Regions from separate parts of the Homo sapiens genome. Here region 1 is linked to region 2. Evidence: read pairs that join two places in POLR2A ChIA-PET (ENCODE). Cell type or tissue: OCI-LY7. All regions are shown on one strand. Each heading gives the region's core, and the rest is flanking DNA. Links, peaks and the distances in the headings are about the cores only.

The links. ChIA-PET counts read pairs that join two places held together with the same protein. Peaks named below come from ENCODE experiments on the same cell type or tissue, not always from the same donor. Only the 100,000 strongest peaks of a DNase experiment are listed, where the experiment ranks them.
Region 1: POLR2A ChIA-PET joins it to region 2 with 17 read pairs; 6 of 35 experiments call an interaction of 5 or more read pairs at or near these places.

What each region holds. Positions count from the first base shown.
Region 1 is chr3:170,051,745-170,064,494 of GRCh38, reverse strand. The region is part of intron 2 of GPR160 (G protein-coupled receptor 160); the gene reads right to left. LOC124909455 (a long non-coding RNA gene) reads left to right here and starts at 3,506. Exons shown (of 3, transcript XR_007096156.1): 1 at 3,506-6,282; 2 at 6,644-6,842. It also overlaps the pseudogene RNU4-38P and the pseudogene KMT5AP3. RefSeq lists enhancers at 1,721-2,241, 7,154-7,373, 8,185-8,684, 8,825-8,874, 8,905-8,964 and 2 more. In OCI-LY7, for the core only: CTCF peaks have their summits at 6,093, 6,302 and 7,166; DNase peaks (open chromatin) are centred at 6,214, 7,544, 8,684 and 9,164; H3K4me3 peaks cover 4,856 bases; H3K27ac peaks cover 5,000 bases.
Region 2 is chr3:170,152,763-170,157,762 of GRCh38, reverse strand. All of the region lies in intron 4 of PHC3 (polyhomeotic homolog 3), which reads left to right. Among named protein-coding and RNA genes, the nearest start is that of PHC3, 26 kb to the left of the region's middle. In OCI-LY7, for the core only: no CTCF peak of the experiment used is centred there; DNase peaks (open chromatin) are centred at 2,142, 2,652 and 3,092; H3K4me3 peaks cover 2,214 bases; H3K27ac peaks cover 5,000 bases.

The DNA of each region.
Region 1 (12,750 bases), core at 4,274-9,273, 98 kb after region 2:
GGTCCCGTGTAGGGAGGGTCGAGGCCGCCACCTACTCCTCCAGCCTTGACAGTCTAGGTGAAAACCTTGGCCTATCTTAGATTCCCGGGGGTCTCGGCCCTGCCCGCACACCTGGGCGCCTTTCTCTGAGGCTGGCAGCCGCAGTTCGGGTTGGGGGATCTGGGCTTGTGTACTCACCCCCGCCAGCTCATGGCTGCGACCTCGCAGGAGCCGTGGGTGTCTGACAAACACGAGGCCTAGACGGCAGCTCTGGAACTTTCAACCCAGCAGGACGCGGGGAAAACTGGCAGGGGTATTAAGTACGTAATTTCTGGTCCCACTACAAATCTCTAATTTTGATTAGAATAGAGTATCATCTCAATCTCTTCTACAAAAACAAAAGCAATGCCCCCCCCAAAAAAATACAGCCGCTTCACTCACTTCAAGACCTATGTACATGTAAGTTGTTTCCTGTGTTTTATTATTATTTTTTAATAAATTCAGCGTTCACATTTCTACAAAGAATTAGCCCAGTTTCAGGAAATTCTGCCCGGCAGGGAAGGCAAGCCACACTCTCCTCACCCACGTCTGGTTTGACTTCACACCCCGATGCTTCCAGGTGCTCAGAAAAGCCGCAGCGGGTGGAAGAGGAAATCTATGCCGGCCCGCGCTCAGGGCCACGAGCTCAGTAAGCTTTCGAGAAAGCACGGGGAAGACAAGCTTACTGCCCAATCTTTTAAAAATATATTCATACACTTCAAAGAGCGCCTGTCCAGATGTTAGGAGAACAAGAGCTTGGAGCCATCCCGTCCAGGCCTTTGGGAGACAGCGTCTTCCTCATACCTCGTCGCGGTGTGGGGGACACGTCCCAGCTCTTCCACCGGAGAGAGGAGACTCGCGCGGCTTCCTAGTTCACGTTTGGCTCTAATCCTGTGCTGAGGTTTTTTTTTTTTTTTTTTTTTTGCTTTTTTTGTTTGTTTTTGAGACATGGTCTCACTCTGTCACCCAGGCTGGAGTGCAATGGCGGGATCTCGGCTCACCGCAACCTCCACCTCCTGGGTTCAAGCGATTCTCCTGCCTCAGCCTCCCCAGTGGCTGGGATTACAGGCATGCACCACCACGCCCGGCTAATTTTTGTATTTTTAGTAGAGACGGGGTTTCACCATGTTTGCCAGGCTGGTCTCAATCTCCTGACCTCAAGTGATCCACCCGCTTCGGCCTCCCAAAGTGCTGGGATTACAGGTGTGAGCCACCGCGCCTGGCCTGTGTGCTGAGTTTTTGACTGCATGCATGGGAAGCACAAAACGTTCAACCTGTATTAAAAAAAAAAAAAAAGGCACAAAAACAACTAGAATGTAAAAGTTTTGGTAATATAAAGCCATCTGTTTAAGTCCACCTTGGAAACCTGTAACATCCATTCATTCATTCATTCGTTCATTCATTCATTCAGTCATCTACTTATTTTGAGCTGGAGTCTCCCTCTGCCTCCCAGGATGGAGTGCGGTGGCGCGATCTCGGCTTACTGTGGAGATCCACGGAGATCCACCATGGAGGGGTCCCGTGGCGTCGGTGATCTCCGTGAGGCTCCGGTGCTTTTCTACCACAAAGGCGCCCCGGGAGAGCTCCCTCTGGTGTTCACACCCGGCCTTTGTCATTGATGAGGTCAGTCTTCACTCCTTCTTTCCTTTCCGCTTTCAACCAATTCATCTATTCTTTCCCTTTCTTCAAATTGCAGCTCCGCTTTGCCCTTCCTGGAGCTCCTTGGGACAGGGTAGAAATCCGTGAGTTTGCGACTTTTCCTTGAGCTTTTTTTCGGGGGCCTGTTTGCCCTTGATGGGCTATTTCAAGGCTTGCTTGGCGATGGCTGCATTGGTGGAATCACAAGACGAGGCCGGAGGTTTTGGAAGTTCTGCTGCTTCACATTTTTGGTTTGGAAAAGGTGCGAGGGGTCCTCTCCTGGCGTCTTTGATCTTCTGTGCTTGGGCTTCGTGCTCCGTGTTGCATTCTTTTCCTGTGGATTCCAGCTAATGGTTTCCCCTGGCATTTGACTTCGTGACGTGTAACGGAGTTCTCCTCCTGAAGGCTGGAACACATTCCAGAGCATTTGTTAGGCTCACGGAGGAAAAGATCTTTGATTGCCAGGACATACATTCTCCCCAACGTCGGTGCAGCGCCTCCCTGGACCCCTCTGCTCCACTATCTGCGGGCTCGGGGCCGTCGCTGTCACCCCCGCTGCTGCCTCCGCCGCACGGGACTTGGACATCTTCCTGCCTGGAGAGGGGGACCCTGGGGAGGGGGCGCTCAGAGCGCAGAGCTGTTTGGAGGGCTGTGGTGGGAGCCGATGTCCCCCTCCTGCCGCTAGGCCCAGTAGGGCCCGACACACCCACCTCAGGAAAATTTTCTTTTTAGTGACACATAAAATAATGATGTCTTACAATGGATGGCATGTTGATTGAATAAAATATTGTAAAATAGACCTTATAAAATAAAAAAACTTGGAATTTAATTTTTATTTATTTATTTTAAAATCATAGAGATGGGGTCTCCCTATGTTGCCCAGGCTGGTCTCAAACTGCCGGCCTCAAGCGATGCTCCCACCTCCGCCTCCCAAAGTGCTGGGATTCCAGGCAGGAGCCACTGCGCATGGCCTTGAAATTTAAAAATAAGAAAATGTACAGAGATAGTATATAACCATTTAAAAGAATATCTTTGAGGACTATTTAATGGAGACTTGCCAATAATTATAATATGGAACAAGCAGAAGGAACATAAAAAACCATGTAGAGTACAATTCAATTTTGTTTAAATATATGTAGATGAGATGGAAATATACCAAAGTGTTAATGATGGTTATCTTAGTGTGGTCTTATAAGACTTCATTTTATCTCGATATTTTCCCATTTTTCCTATGATGATTTATCTTATAATCGGATAGCCATTTTCATAACTATGATACCATCATTTTATCTATGAAATCAAATTATATAGTATTTAATACATAGTCCATATTAAAACTGTCCCATTAATTAAAACTGTCCCATAAATATTAATTTAATGAAATTAAATTAAATGGTATAGTATCTAATACATAGTCCATATTAAAACTGTCCCAATGTTGTTAGAGTTTTTTTTAATACAAAATCCAATCAAGGATCACATATTTGTCATGTCTTGTTAGTCTCTTTTAATTTTGGATAATTTGTTGTTGTTGTTGTTTTTTATCTTTCTTTTTTTTTTTTTTGAGACAGAGTCTCACTCTGTCACCCAGGCTGGAGTGCAGTGGCGCCATATCGGCTCACTGCAACCTCTGCCTCCCAGGTTCAAGCGATTCTCCTGCCTCAGCCTCCCGAGTAGCTGGGATTACAGGTGCCTGCCACCACGCCTGGCTAATTTTTGTATTATTAGTAGAGATGTGGTTTCACCATGTTGGTCAGGCTGGTCTTGAACTCCTGACTTCAAGCAATCCACCCTCCTGGGCCTCCCAAAGTGCTGGGATTACAGGTGTGAGCCACCGTGCCCGGCAATACTGACATTTTTGAAGAGTCCAGGTCAGTTATCTTGTAAAATATCACATAATCTCGATTTGTCTAATTGTTTTCTCAATATTAAACATTTCTGGCAAGAAAACTATCTAGATGATATATCCCATTATGTCATGTCTCATTACTGGTCATGTGATGTTAGGTCACTTGATTAAGGAGGTGTTTGCCATATTTCTTTTTCTTTTTATTATTAGTATTATTTTGAGACAGGGTCTCACTGTGTTGCTGAAGCTGGAGTGCAGTAGTACAGTCATAGCTCACTGTAACCTAGAACTCCTGGGCTCAAGTGATCTTCCCACCGCAGCCTCCTGAGTAGCTAGGACTATAGAGGTGTGCACCACCATGCCCAGTTAATTTTTTTTTAAAATACTGTTTTGTAGAGATGGGGTCTTGCTGTTGCCCAGGCTGGTCTTGAACTCCTAGCCTCAAGCAATTATCCCTCCTAGGCCTCCCAAAGTGGTGGGATTATAGGCATGAGCCACCTCGCCTCGTCCATTTTACTGTTGTAGAGGACCTTTTCCCTTTGTAATTAATACTTTGAGACTGTTAGACCAATCCGTTGCATAACAAAGTTTCACCTGATAGTTTTAGCATCCGTTTATTATCCTTGCCTGAATTAATCACCACACTGGGAGTTGTAAAATAGTAATTTTCTAATTCTAAGATTCATTCTGCTTTCATGAGCTGGCAGTTGTTTCTGGAAATACATTATAGATTCATTGATTTATTTTTATTAAATGTGTTATAATTCACTGCCATCATTCTTCTTTTGAATGCTTAAAATTTTCCAAATCATCTTGTCAGGGTTCCTTCAGGCTGGCTCCCATATGTATCTTTTGCCATCCCAGTTGCTGAGCACATGCCCGCTTTGGCACGTTGTACTTCTGGTCATTTTTTTTCAAGGAGCCCTGTTTTTTTTAGGAAAATATGGTATTTTAAAACTAGAATCTGGGTGGCACACTGATACCTCCAATGCAAAGCTACCATCTCAGGAGTCTTCCTCACCTTATTTCAGTATTTGTGAAATAGTGAAATACATACTTGAAAGATCATCTCCCACAGCAAGAATCTGGTTCCCACGTGGACACATGGTGGGAAACACCACACACTTGGGCCTGCTAGAGGGGGGAGTGGGGGGAAGAAAAGCATCAGGAAAAACAGCTAATGGATGCTGGGCTTAATGCCTAGGTGATGGGATAATCTGTACAGCAAACCACCATGGCACCCGTTTCCCTGTGTAACAAACCTCCCCATCCTGCACATGTACCCCTGAACTTAAAAGCTGAAGAAAAAAAAGGGCAGGAAGCCACACTAATAGCAAATTAGAGATTAACTTAAAGGATCAGGAAGGGTCCCAGCAGGAAGCAGACTCCAACTCCTGTGATTGAATACAGAATTTCAATGAAGAAATTAACAACAAAAAAGAACCTGGTTCCCAATGACATTAGTATATTGATTCATTTGTTCAAACTACAATACATATTAAGCAGTTTCAGAGTTACTACACTGATAGCATTGCCCAACAATTAACCAGGTAAATAAAGCCTAATTTTTTCCATTCTTTTTGTCCCTTGACTATATTCCACTAAGCTTATACAGTCTGAGTACTCTGTTATAAAGTTATCTGAATTCTCTTCTTTGTATTTATGTAATCAATTTGATATAGTGTTTTGATTATTAGTTTCTCTTTGTATATTCAATGACAGGATTTCCTTTGTTTTCATTATTTTTAGTTCATTTTAATTTTATATAATTGAATATGTAAAATATTTACATGGCTCAAAATCAAAACTATATAAAAAGGTACGCTCAGAAAAGTCTCATTTCCATACTTATTTCCTCCACTAATATCCACCCACCCCCTATCATTTATTTCTGGTTTATAGTTCCTGTGCATCTTTCTGCAAAAATAAGTGTGTGTGTGTGTGTGTGTGTGTGTGTGTTTGTGCATGTGTGTGTGTACATGTGTGGTTATTTCCCTTTCCATCTTAAATACAAGGTAGCACATTAGATATACTTTTTGTGACTCTTTATTGCCCCTTAAAACATCCTAGAAAGCATTTCATCTTTGTTAATAGCTATCTTCCTTTTTAATTTTTTAAAAATTGTTTTTATGGCTGCATTATGTAGATATACTATAGCTTATTCAGCCAGAGTTCTATGAGTGGACATAAAGGTTGTTTCCAAATTTGTTCTATCTGCAAATAATGTAGCGATGAACAACCTTCTGTACATATTCTTTGCTATTTTGTGGAGGTGTTTCCTCTGGAATAATTACTAGAAGTGAGGCCATTAGGTCAAAGGGTGAATGCTTACATAATTTTGTTAGATATTGCCAATTTTTCCTTCATAGGGACTGCTGATCATCATTTTTGAATGACGGTTTAACTAGTATTGAATTCTAAGTTGAAGATAATACTCTCTTGTGTTTTCAATTCTATTGCTGATGAGAAATCTGTTGTCAATGTAACCACTGTTTCTTAGAGGTATGGCAGAAACTTATTCTCCATTTTATCTTCCCTTCTTTTTCCCAGGCACGTGGCTGACCTGTTTCCCAGGCTCCCCAGAAGTTAGGTATGGCCGGTGGGGCGTGAGCAGACATGAGGAAGACCATTTCTGGCCTAGCTTATTCCCCACCCACCCACTTCCTGTGGGAAAGCAGGGCAATTCTGAAACCCATATGGGTGCCGTCAGCTGGGTCCCTGAGGGTACAGCCACCCAGTGGCCTGAAATACCCACCCAGGCCTGCTACACGAGAGAAGTAAGCTCGTACTGGATTTGATCCATTGCATTTTTGGTCTTTTTAAAGCATTTTAGCCCACTTGACTTAATACAAAACTGTTCTAACTGGTTCTTTTTCCTATCCCTCCCCCTTGCTTCTACTTCATAATTTTTATCTACTGCAAGACTTCATTCATCGTAAGAATTCTAAACATACTTACTTTATTGTCATTTCCAGGAATTCCAACTGCTAATTTCACTTTTAGTAAATTCGTGTCTTGCTTGAACAAATTTTGAACTCCATATCTATGTCTTCATGTATTTTAAAGTTTTGCTTTGCAAGCTTACTTTCAGTAGGAGTTTTCGATTGCTGTATCTTTCCCTCCTCTCTCCCTTCCCAGGCAGCTTTCAGTCCCTCCACCTGGCCTCTCAGGACTTCTTCCAAACCAGGTCTCAAAATGCCACTTGGTGTTCCTGCTCAGTTGTGGTATCAGCGATACTGCGGATCCAGGCCCTGGGCCAAGAAAGCAGCATGGCTCAGCTTCTGGTTCTGAAGCTGTGTCTTTGTCTCTGAAACTTCCAGAAGCCCATTCCTTCCAGGTAAGCCATCTTTTCCAGCCTTCCTTCTTAGGTTTGGGAGGGAGGGCACTGCAGTCTCTGATTTCAGTGTTGCCAATGTTTCTTAGAGGTATGGAAGAAACTTAGTTATTCTCCCAATTTACATTCCCTGGAGCCTGGCTCCAACTCCTTGGTATCAGCTCATGTGGATACTTTTACATCCCTATCTTTTCATTTTTTAATTTGTTTTTAATGTTAAGTTCAGTCTCCATAGAGTCTCAAAAATTGCCAGTGCCAACCATATTTCATCATGGCAGGGTATTGAGAAAAGTTTTCAATTAGCAAGTGCCTCAGATAAACTTCACTGGCTATGAAATGGCCACTGCACAAAGCTATATCCCCTTATTCTAAAAAACCTGAGTTTCTGGTTGCCCCTGCTGGAGAGGCCTGCAGCTTGAGCCTGCTTACCCCTTTGTATTTCAACTTACATTCTAGGTAACTAGAATGACTATAGCCCAACTATACTTATTTGGTTACCCTTTTTATATTATAACTACCTTTGCTAGGTGTTTGGAGCCTGAACTCCTGTGCCATCTTGACCAGATGTCATCACTTAAATAATTGTTTTGCTCTCCTGTGGCTCCGGTATACATTTTGTAAGACCCTCTTTACATAGTATGCACTCAAGCTAAACATAGTTCTGAGAAGTCTTGGTATTGCCAGTTATGAAATGACTTCACTGTATCATTTGCCTACTTTCAGTCTCATACAAGTATTAACTAGAGCACTGATGTATGAAATGTGGTATTCTGCATATACCCACATTATAGTTACTGTGATGGTTCAACTACCTTGTGATTCACCATGGCCCATAGGCTTTTTCTGCCAAAAATAGGCACAGTGCCAATCATTCTCCAATTTGAACCTCTTACTTACAAAATTAATTAGCCTTCACGTGATTCTGTCCAGTATTTTATAAATACGGTACCCCATTAATGCAGGTTATTTTGACTTCTGTTTCTAGTATTTCTCGCATACAAACATATACACTAATATGCCACCAGTTATGGATTAAAACTGATTAAACAGAATGGTTCCCAGACTGACCTCTAAAAGGTTAAATGATGACTTATCCCACACTGGAACCATATCCTTGATAATGTCTCTGTGTTACCTTCCCACCGTCTAACTGTGGTATCATGTGAGCTAACCTGTTTCCCCGGGCTGTTATTGATTATGTCATTCATAATGAAATCAATAGCATGAGAAAGTTAAGATTATGTCCCCTGCTTCCTCCAGATCCGTAAAATGTTCTTGAAAACAAATCAGGTTACACTGACACAATTCATTTTTCTATAAAGCTACCATGAATTTTTACTCAATGCCTTATGTTTGCTTGTAAATTAGTATTCTGGTGATGTATATTTTCACATAAACTTCCCTTACAATGTGACTGTATTTTATTGACTGCAAATTCTACACATATATTCACCTCGTCATCATTTTGGTGGGAACAGATAAGTAATACAAGTATAAGGTTCAGAATTAAAGAGAAAGGAGTTGCATACCTTGTACTAGTCATTCAGGTACTGAGTTTTAAGAACAACATCAACAAATAGAAAATATATCTTAAAAAAAATCAACAATATAGGAATGGGATTAATAAGAGCAACAAAGGATTATAAGAACAGTTGTTCAGATACTTATGGGCTGACCGCTTAGCAAACATGCTCACAGAAGAGGTTTAAAAAGAGTTTTTAAGGCCGGGCGCAGTGGCTCACGCCTGTAATCCCAGCACTTTGGGAGGCCGAGATGGGCGGATCACGAAGTGAGGAGATCGAGACCATCCTGGCTAACACGGTGAAACCCCGCCTCTACTAAAAATACAAAAAATTAGACAGGCGTTGTGGCAGACACCTGCAGTCCCAGCTACTCAGGAGGCTGAGGCAGGAGAATGGCGTGAACCCGGGAGGCGGAGCTTACAGTGAGCCGGGATCGCGCCACTGCACTCCAGCCTGGGGGACAGAGCGAGACTCCGTCTCAAAAAAAAAAAAAGTTTTTAAAAGAACATCTGAACTAGAGATTGCCTCCTGGTTCTCAATGATTATCATGTCCTTTAGTCTTGCTTTCTTCATCAAAATAAACGGCCTAAGCATACAATGATCTGGAAAGTAGCAATCAGAAATCTGTGCTCAATAGTCCCTGAGACCCCACTCTCCATCCCGGGCTTCTGAATGTGGCTCCTTGTATGACTCAACCACCAGAGAGGTTATGACATTCTTCATGCTTAGTTGTTCATGGTTTCTGAAACCACGGTTATTCATCATTGCTGAGAAACTGAACCAGAACAACCACCTAAGGGAGATCCTTTTTTCACCATCACATTGTCAGGTGTGATGTCAGGACCCAATCAGCCGGGGTCCAGTTCTCCTATAAGTCTTTGGTAACAGTATCCCAGACCTACGCCAGCTTGCCCCACTACCATTCTACCTGTTTTGTTTCCATTCTCAGGATTCAGAAATATAACATACACATCTCCTAAGAACGACTTTATATCCATACAGTAGAATATTATTCAGTCTTAAAAGGAAATGAAATCCTGGCCGGGCACGGTGGCTTATGCCTATAATCCCAATACTTTGGGAGGCCAAGGCAGATGGGTCACCTGTGGTCAGGAGTTCGAGACCAGCCTGGCCAACATGGTGAAACCCTGTCTCTACTAAAAATACAAAAAGTAGCTGGGCATGGTAGCAGATGGCGGTAATCCCAGCTACTAGGGAGGCTGAGGCAGGAGAATCACTTGAATTTGGGAGGCAGAGGTTGCAGTGAGCCAAGATCGGGCCACTGCATTCCACCCCGGGTGACAGAGCAAGACTTCGTCTCAAAAAAAAAAAAAAGAAAAGAAATTCTGATACATGCTGAAGGTGGAAGAACCCGTAAGACATTACACTAAGTGAATAAGCAGACAGAAGATGACAAATATCATATGATCCCATATATATGAGGTACCTAGAATAATCAAATTCATAGACAAAAAGTAAACAGTAGCCAGGAGCTAGGAGAAGGGAAGAATGAGGAGTTACTGTTTAATGGGTGCAGGTTTTCAGCACAGGATGAAAAAGTTCTGAAGATGCGTAGATAGCAGTATCAGTTGCTCAACAATGTGAATGTACTTAGTGCCATTGACCTGTACACTTAAAAATGGTTAAGATGGTAAATTTTAGGTATATTTTACTATAATGATTTGACCTGAGCAGCTCAGTCCTTCTATTCTGCCAGAAGGTGGTGATGTTTTCTTAGCCCCTGCTGTCTGCTTCAATGTCAGGCAAAAGCAATTTTGAAGAGACAGTTTTCTGGATACCTCTGGGACCTCAGGGCCTTTGAACTTGTGCTTCAGAAGACCATTCTGCCTGGGATGGTCTTCTTTCTTATACTCATGTAGCTTGCTCCCTCAACTGCCTGAAGTCTTCACTTAAATGATACTTTTTTTTTTTTAAGCATGAGACTAATAATGATGAGAGTTTAAGATAAGTTTGTTGGGCAGGCAGGGCTCTCAAGCCAAATAACTCTACACACACATACACACACACACACACAAACGCTGCTTTTTAGTTTATAAAATATTTTATGGAAATTGTCTGATTCAAATTGTCTAAATCATGTTCCTGAACTAATATTCCATGCACAAATGCCAAGATATTCAAGTGTTAAAGCTGAGTAATTAAAAAAAAAAACAAAAAACCAAAATGGGTAACTGTGGTCTTTTCCCTAATTTGAGGTGAAGAGAAAGTGCCAACAGATGAAAAATAAATATATTCACATTACTGAATACAGAAAACAAGCATATGACCATCTTGAGAGATGCAGAAAAATCTTTGGAAAAAATTCAACAACCATTCATGATAAAAACCTCTCAGCAAAGTAGGAAACTGATGGTTTCCTCAACCTGATAAGGAACATCTATGAAAAATCTATAGCTATCATTATACTTAAGTGTGAAAGACTGACCACTTTACCCCTAAAATTGGAAACAAGGTAAGGATATCTGTCCTTACTACATCTACTCAACATTTTAGGATATCCTAGCCCATTCAGTAAGGCGAGAAAATAAAAGAAAGGCATACAGACTAGAAAGGATAAGATAAAACTATTTGTAGATGGCATTTATGTATATTGATAATCCTAAGGTACTTACAAAAAATCTACTGGAATTAATAAATGAATTTAGTTAAGATCACAGGTCAATTTTTAAAACCACATTGCTATATATAGCAACAAAATTCAAAAATGAAGGAAAATATATCATTTCCAATAGACTCAAAAACATAAAATAAGAATAAATTTGTATAAATATTTATAAAATGTCAATGCTAAAAGCTACAAAACACTGCCAAAAAAACCTAAAGACCTTAACAGAGATATGCCATGTTCATGGATAAGAAGATTAATATTATTAACATGTCAATCCTCCCCAGATTAGTTGATTCAATGTAGTTCTGATCAAAATCCAACCAGGCCTTTTTCTTTTTTAAAGATATTCACAAGCTGATGCTAAAATATATATGAAAATACAAAGGGTTAGAATAGCCAATAACAAAGTTGGACGACTTACACTACCTGATTTCAAGACTTATAAATTATAGAACTCAAGACAATGAGCTTAAGAGTTCAAACCAGTCCACTTGATTTATAAGAAAGTACCAATGCAATTCAATGGAGGAAAGGAAAGTCTTTTCAACACACTGTGCTGGACTAACTGGATAACCGTATGAAAAAAAAAGGACCTTAACTCCACTTCACACCATTAACAGAAATTAACTCAGGAGAGATCACAAGCATAGCTATAAAAGGTAAGACTCTACAAGGAAAACAAAGGAGAATATGTTTGCAACCTTAGAGTAAAGAATTCTCAAGCAAAACACAAAAAGCACCAAATAGAAAAAAAATTGATAAAGTGAACTCATTAAAATTAGATTCTTCTGTTCATCATAAGAAAATGAAAAGGCAATTACAGACTGGGAGAAAATGCTTACAACACATCTATCTAACAAAAGACTTGTGCCCAGACTACCAGACCACATATATAAAGAGTGCCTACAAATGAATAACAAAAAGTCAAACTACTCAAACAAAAATGGGCAAAATACTTAAAAAGACACTCCAAAAAGAATATGTACAAATGGCCAATAGCAAACAAAAAGGTACTCAACATCATTAGTTATCAGGATAAAGCTAATTAAAATGACAATGACATACAATTTCACATCCATCAGAATGACTAAAATCAGAAAGACCAACAATACCAAATATTGGAAAAGATGTAGAGTAACGAGAACTCCTATACGCTGCTGTTTGAGGTGTAAAATGGTGTATCCCCTTGGAAAATAGTGTGGCATTTCAACATAGGCTTATCCTATGATCCAGTACTTCTACTACTAGATATTTACCTAGGAGTAATTAAAACAGGTCGGCCAAGTGCAGAGGCTCACGCCTATAATCCCAGTACTTTGGAAGGCCAAGGTGGGCGGATCACTTGAGGTCAGGAGTTCGAGATCAACCTGGTCGACATGGTGAAACCACGTCTCTCCTAAAAATACAAAAATTAGCTGAGCATGGTGGCGTGCACCTGTAATCCCAGCTACTTAGGAGGCTGAGGCAGGGGAATCACTGGAGCCTGGGAGGTGGAGGTTGCAGTGAGCCGAGAATGCGCCACTGCACTCCAGCCTGGGTGACAGAGTGAGACTCCATCTCAAAAACATAACAAAACATGTCCACAAGACTTGTATAAGGTTCAGCAAGTACTTATTAGATATAAGATTAAAAACACAAACCATAAAAGAAATCAACAACTTAGGCTTCATCAAAATTTAAAACTTTTTTTTTCTTTAAAAGGCACCATTAGGGAAAAAGTCATGGGTCTGGGGAAAATATTTTCAAACTATTTATTTGT
Region 2 (5,000 bases), core at 1-5,000:
AATGTCCAAATCACATCAGCCACATATCAGAGTCCATTTGATATATTTATACTATATAGGGGATGTAAATTTACCTGAGAGAAAATCATTTGCTTATAATCAGTCATTCTCAGTGTTCTACTGCTAGTGTCCTCATCCTCTATTATCTCATTCAGGGAATTTTTTTAGGCTTCAGAACTCATTGTTTTTAAGGATTCTTTAAAATATAATTTTAAGTGATTGGGTGTAGAAGCCTTTTCCAAAACCTAATACTAGTGTGAGATAAAACTGTAGCCTGAATATTTGTATGGTCACAAGCAGCTTTACTGCATTTTTGTAAAATATTCCAACAGTACAGAAAAAGTAAAAAAGGTATTAAGTTCCCTAAAGCCTCTTTTCCCTTTCAGTCCGTCTGTCTTCTTAGTTGGTTCCATACCCCTCCACATCTTATCCTATGTATTATGGACATATATGTCATAGAGAAGTGTGCATATATGCATTTAGCACTCTTTTTTACACATTGTAAACACAGGTATTCTGCATTTTGTTTTTTTCCCTTAACAGTGTGTCTTGAGATCTTTTTATGTTTGCAGACAGAGATCAATCTCACTTAAGCTGCTGTGTGGGGTTGCACTGTGTGAATGGATTTTATTTTATATAACCATCGCTGTTGCTGGACATTTTAAATTATTTCCAATATGATAATTGTTCTGACATTGCAAGTTTTCTTTCTAGGATGCCAAAATCTGAAAACATTGGGAGACTGTGAGGTTTTTTATGTTTGTTTTATTTTCACCAGCTTGTATTGCAGAAAGTAGAAGTAATGTTTTTCTAAAATAAATAGGATAGGTATTTTATTTCTTTGATTTATTAAAAAACACGTAGTCTCAGCAGGGTACGGTGGCTCACACCTGTAATCCCAGCATTTTGGGAGGCCGAGGTGCGTGGATCACGAGGTCAGGAGTTCAAGACCAGCCTGACCAACATGGTGAAACCCCGTTACTATTAAAAATGCAAAAATTAGCCAGGCATGGTAGCAAGCCCTGTAATCCCAGCTACTCAGGAGGCTGAGGCAGGAGAATCACTTGAACCCAGGAGGCGGAGTTTGCAGTGAGCCAAGATGGCGCCACTGCACTCCAGCCTGGGTGACAGAGTGAGACTCCATCTCAAAAAAAAAACCATGTAGTCTCTTAAAAAGAAAATTCTTCATGGATAGCTATTACTACTTAAAAGTCCGGGTGCGATGGCTCACACCTATAATCCCAACATTTTGGGAGGCCGAGGTGGGTAGATCACTTCAGGTCAGGAGTTCGAGACCTGGCCAACATGGCGAAACTCGTCTCTACTAAGAATACAAAAATTAGCCATGCATGGTAGTGGGCGCTTGTGGTCGCAGATACTCAGGAGGCTGAGGCAGGAGAAGCACTTGAACCCAGGAGGCGGAGGTTGCAGTGAGCGGAGATTGTGCCACTGCATTCCAGTCCGGGCAGCAGAGTGAGACTCTGTCTCAAGAAAAAAAAAAATTCTGCATAGGGCCGGATATGGTGGCTCATGCCTGTAATCCCAGCACTTTGGGAGGCCAAGATGGGAGAATCACTTAAGCCCAGAAGTTTGAGACCAGCCTGAACTACGTAGACCCCATCTCTTTTCTTAATAAAATAAAAATAAAATTTCTATATAGCATTTTACTCTACTGATACTTGAAATACCACATAGCAGTTCCCACTAAATAATGAGGCAATACTATTTATAAGCTGCTTTAACATGATAAAAGCAAATTAATATACTAAGGTAAGCATTAAAGAGAAAAATAGCATTTCCTCTCTGATTCTAAAATTAATATCTACATAGAAAAGTTAAAAACTTTAAAAAAAGTAATCCCGGATTTTACTCCTAGAAGGCATTATATATATACACCTTTAACATTTTGGTGACTGTTCTCACAGGTAGTGGTGCATGGGTGTGTGTGTGTTTCTATATTGAGTCTAGTCATATATCATGTTATGAGTATGTATTATTGTGTGTATATCCAATGCAGTCATTTTTCTTAACTTTTTTTTTTGGAGACAGGGTCTCGCTCTGTCACCCAGGTTGGAGTGCAGTGCTGCAATCTCGGCTCACTGCAACCTCCGCCTCCCAGGCTCAAGTGATCTCCCAGCTCAGCCGCCTGAGTAGCTGGGACCACAGGTGTGCACCACAATGCCTGGCTAATTTTTTGTATTTTTGGTAGATACAGGGTTTCACCATGTTGACCAGGCTGGTCTCGAACTCCTGAGCTCAAGCTATCCACCTGTCTCAGCTTCCCAAAGTGCTGGGATTACTGGCATGAGCCACTATGCCTGGCCATCTTTCTTAACATGTTTTTCACATTTGTGATACATATACACACACAGACATTTGTATGTACCTATATGAATGATACTCTACATGTTGTTTTGCTGCCTTTTTACTCAGCAGTGGACACAAAAATCTTTTAATGCCACTGAATACAGATACATCATTCTTTTAATGTGAAATGTTTCTCTATTTAGGGTATACCTGATTGATTCTGATCAGTGAAACGGTAGAGGCAACTCTCAAATGGACTTTGGCTATGGGTAGTAATCGGTTGGAAACTCCTTTTGAGGACATTAACAGGTAGTTGGGAGTTAAGTGGCTTTTTCTGGCAGACTTGTTTCTTTCTGGTGACTCCTAGAATTAGCGTCAGTGGGGAGACAGCTTGCAGTAATCGGGCTCAGTAAGTGAGTTTCTTTGTGGAGTGTGACTTGAGATATGAAGTGACAGGATTGGTCAGGGTCTTCAGTGAAAGGGAATTAGGAGTGTTGGGATGGAACTGACAGAGAAATTAATGGAAACTGGTAAAGACATCTGGTTTAGGTCAGCAGAGCAACACAGGAAAAAGGAGAGCCTTATCAGTTGTGGAAAGGAAGGACAGTTTTTTAGTTAGGCTAGCTAGGGAGATGGACTTCTTGCAGAGGTGGCTACTGATCTGTTGGCCTTCATGAGTTGGGTGTTATTAGTAGATAGCTGCTTTTGAAATATTACTTGTTATATGGAACTTAAAAGTAAACACAACACTTGTTCTTTGATCTCACAACTTAGAGTAGAATACAGGTGGTTAGGGCGTTGCTAGTTGTCTTCACTTCCTCTTTTCTTTTTTAAGAAAAATAAAAGCATTCTGTTTGTACTTTGTACTATACTTCCTTAAAAAGCATTCTCCAGCTTGTTAGCTATCAGCCAATCATTTTTTAAAGAAGACTTTTATTACATTTTTCTTTAGAGAATGTGTAAATATCCTTACTAAGAGTACATTTCTTTCTTACTGTTTTTTGAAAGAATCACCAACTGAAAAAAAAGTTCTAAGGCATTATTACTGCAGAGTAACCTGAACTAGAGAGCTATCAGGATATTAAAAAAGTACCCCGAATGCCAAAATACATGAGTCAGAAAAACTTGGGTCCAGTTCTTCCCTGTTGGTAATTTAATCTCTGGAGCAAAGCTTAAATATTGCATGAATATGCCTTAAAATATGAAATATGCCTTAAAATAACATGACATTAATTAACTTAATAAGCTTATTGAATGAAGACCTTTCGTAGATACTGGATATATGAAGATGAATAACACATGGCCCCCACCCTTAAAGAAATTATTATTTAGAAGGATGAGATAGAAATATATGCTAAAAGTATATGGACGGTAACAATTAGGCAACAAAGAGGGGGAATAGTCAGTTCTGCTTTGGGATATGGGAATGCCTGAAAAAGCTTATTAGAGCAGGTGATTTTTGAGAAGTTGTTCACTATGTAGCTGCAGATGGGCTGGGACATGGCGGTGGCAAGGATGCTCAATCTAGTCAGGAATATCATCGCCAGTGCCATAGAGGACTGAGATCATGATACTACACATACCTTGCTATGGTAATGGGAAGGTTGTGTGTGGAGGGGGAGGAGATGATGCTAGAGAGGTTGTCAGGGAAGAGGTTTAACTTTATCCAGAAGATTCTTTTTTTTTTTTTTTTGAGACGGAGTCTCTCTCTGTCACCCAGGCTGGAGTGCAGTGGCGCGATCTTGGCTCACTGCAAACTCCGCTTCCCGGGTTCACGCCATTCTCCTGCCTCAGCCTCCCGAGTAGCTGGGACTACAGGCACCCGCCACCACGCCTGGCTATTTTTTTGTATTTTTAGTAGAGATGGGGTTTCACCGTGTTATCCAGGATGGTCTCAATCTCCTGACCTCGTGATCCGCCCGCCTCGGCCTCCCAAAGTGCTGGGATTACAGGCGTGAGCCACCGCGCCCGGCCTCAGAAGATTCTTAAATGGGTAATTAATATTAATAATCAGGGAAAGATTATCTGGCAAGTAGAAGGTGACAAGATTCCAGTAAGAGGTATCAGTTTGCAGATATTAAAGTAATCAAGCCAGAAATGACATGGGCCCAAAGTCTCAAACTAAGTGATGAAAAATCAAAATGGAAATTAGGAGACAAAAAGATGTATTAGAAACAAGATACGTGACTGATTTTGTGTGTGTGGTAAAGGAGAGGGAAGCATCAGGATGACTTCCAGATACTGTGTCTTGGAGAATTTTAGAAAATGCCAGTGCCATTTGAGGAGAAGCTGTTTTAAAAGGAATAATTAGTTTGCTGTTTGAACATGCTGAATTTGAGCTGGTAAAGGATACCCAGAAAGATGTGTTCTGTAGGTATTTGGATCTGGAACTTCAAAAAAGGGTTTATAGTTAAGAATCAAGAGTCATCAGGATTGAATTGTTTGAAACCGTGGAAGTAGATATGATAATCTAGGAATTCAAGAAGAAAAGTGTGGTCTGGTGCGATGGCTCATGCTGGTAATCCCAGCACTTTGGGAGGCTGAGGTGGGGGTATCGCTTGAGCCCAGGAGTTTGAGGCAAGCTTGGGCAACATGATGAAACCCTGTCTCTACAAAAAATAACAAAGATTAGCCGGGTGTGGTGATGCATGCCTGTAGTCCCAGCTACTCAGGAGGCTGAGGTGGAAGGATCA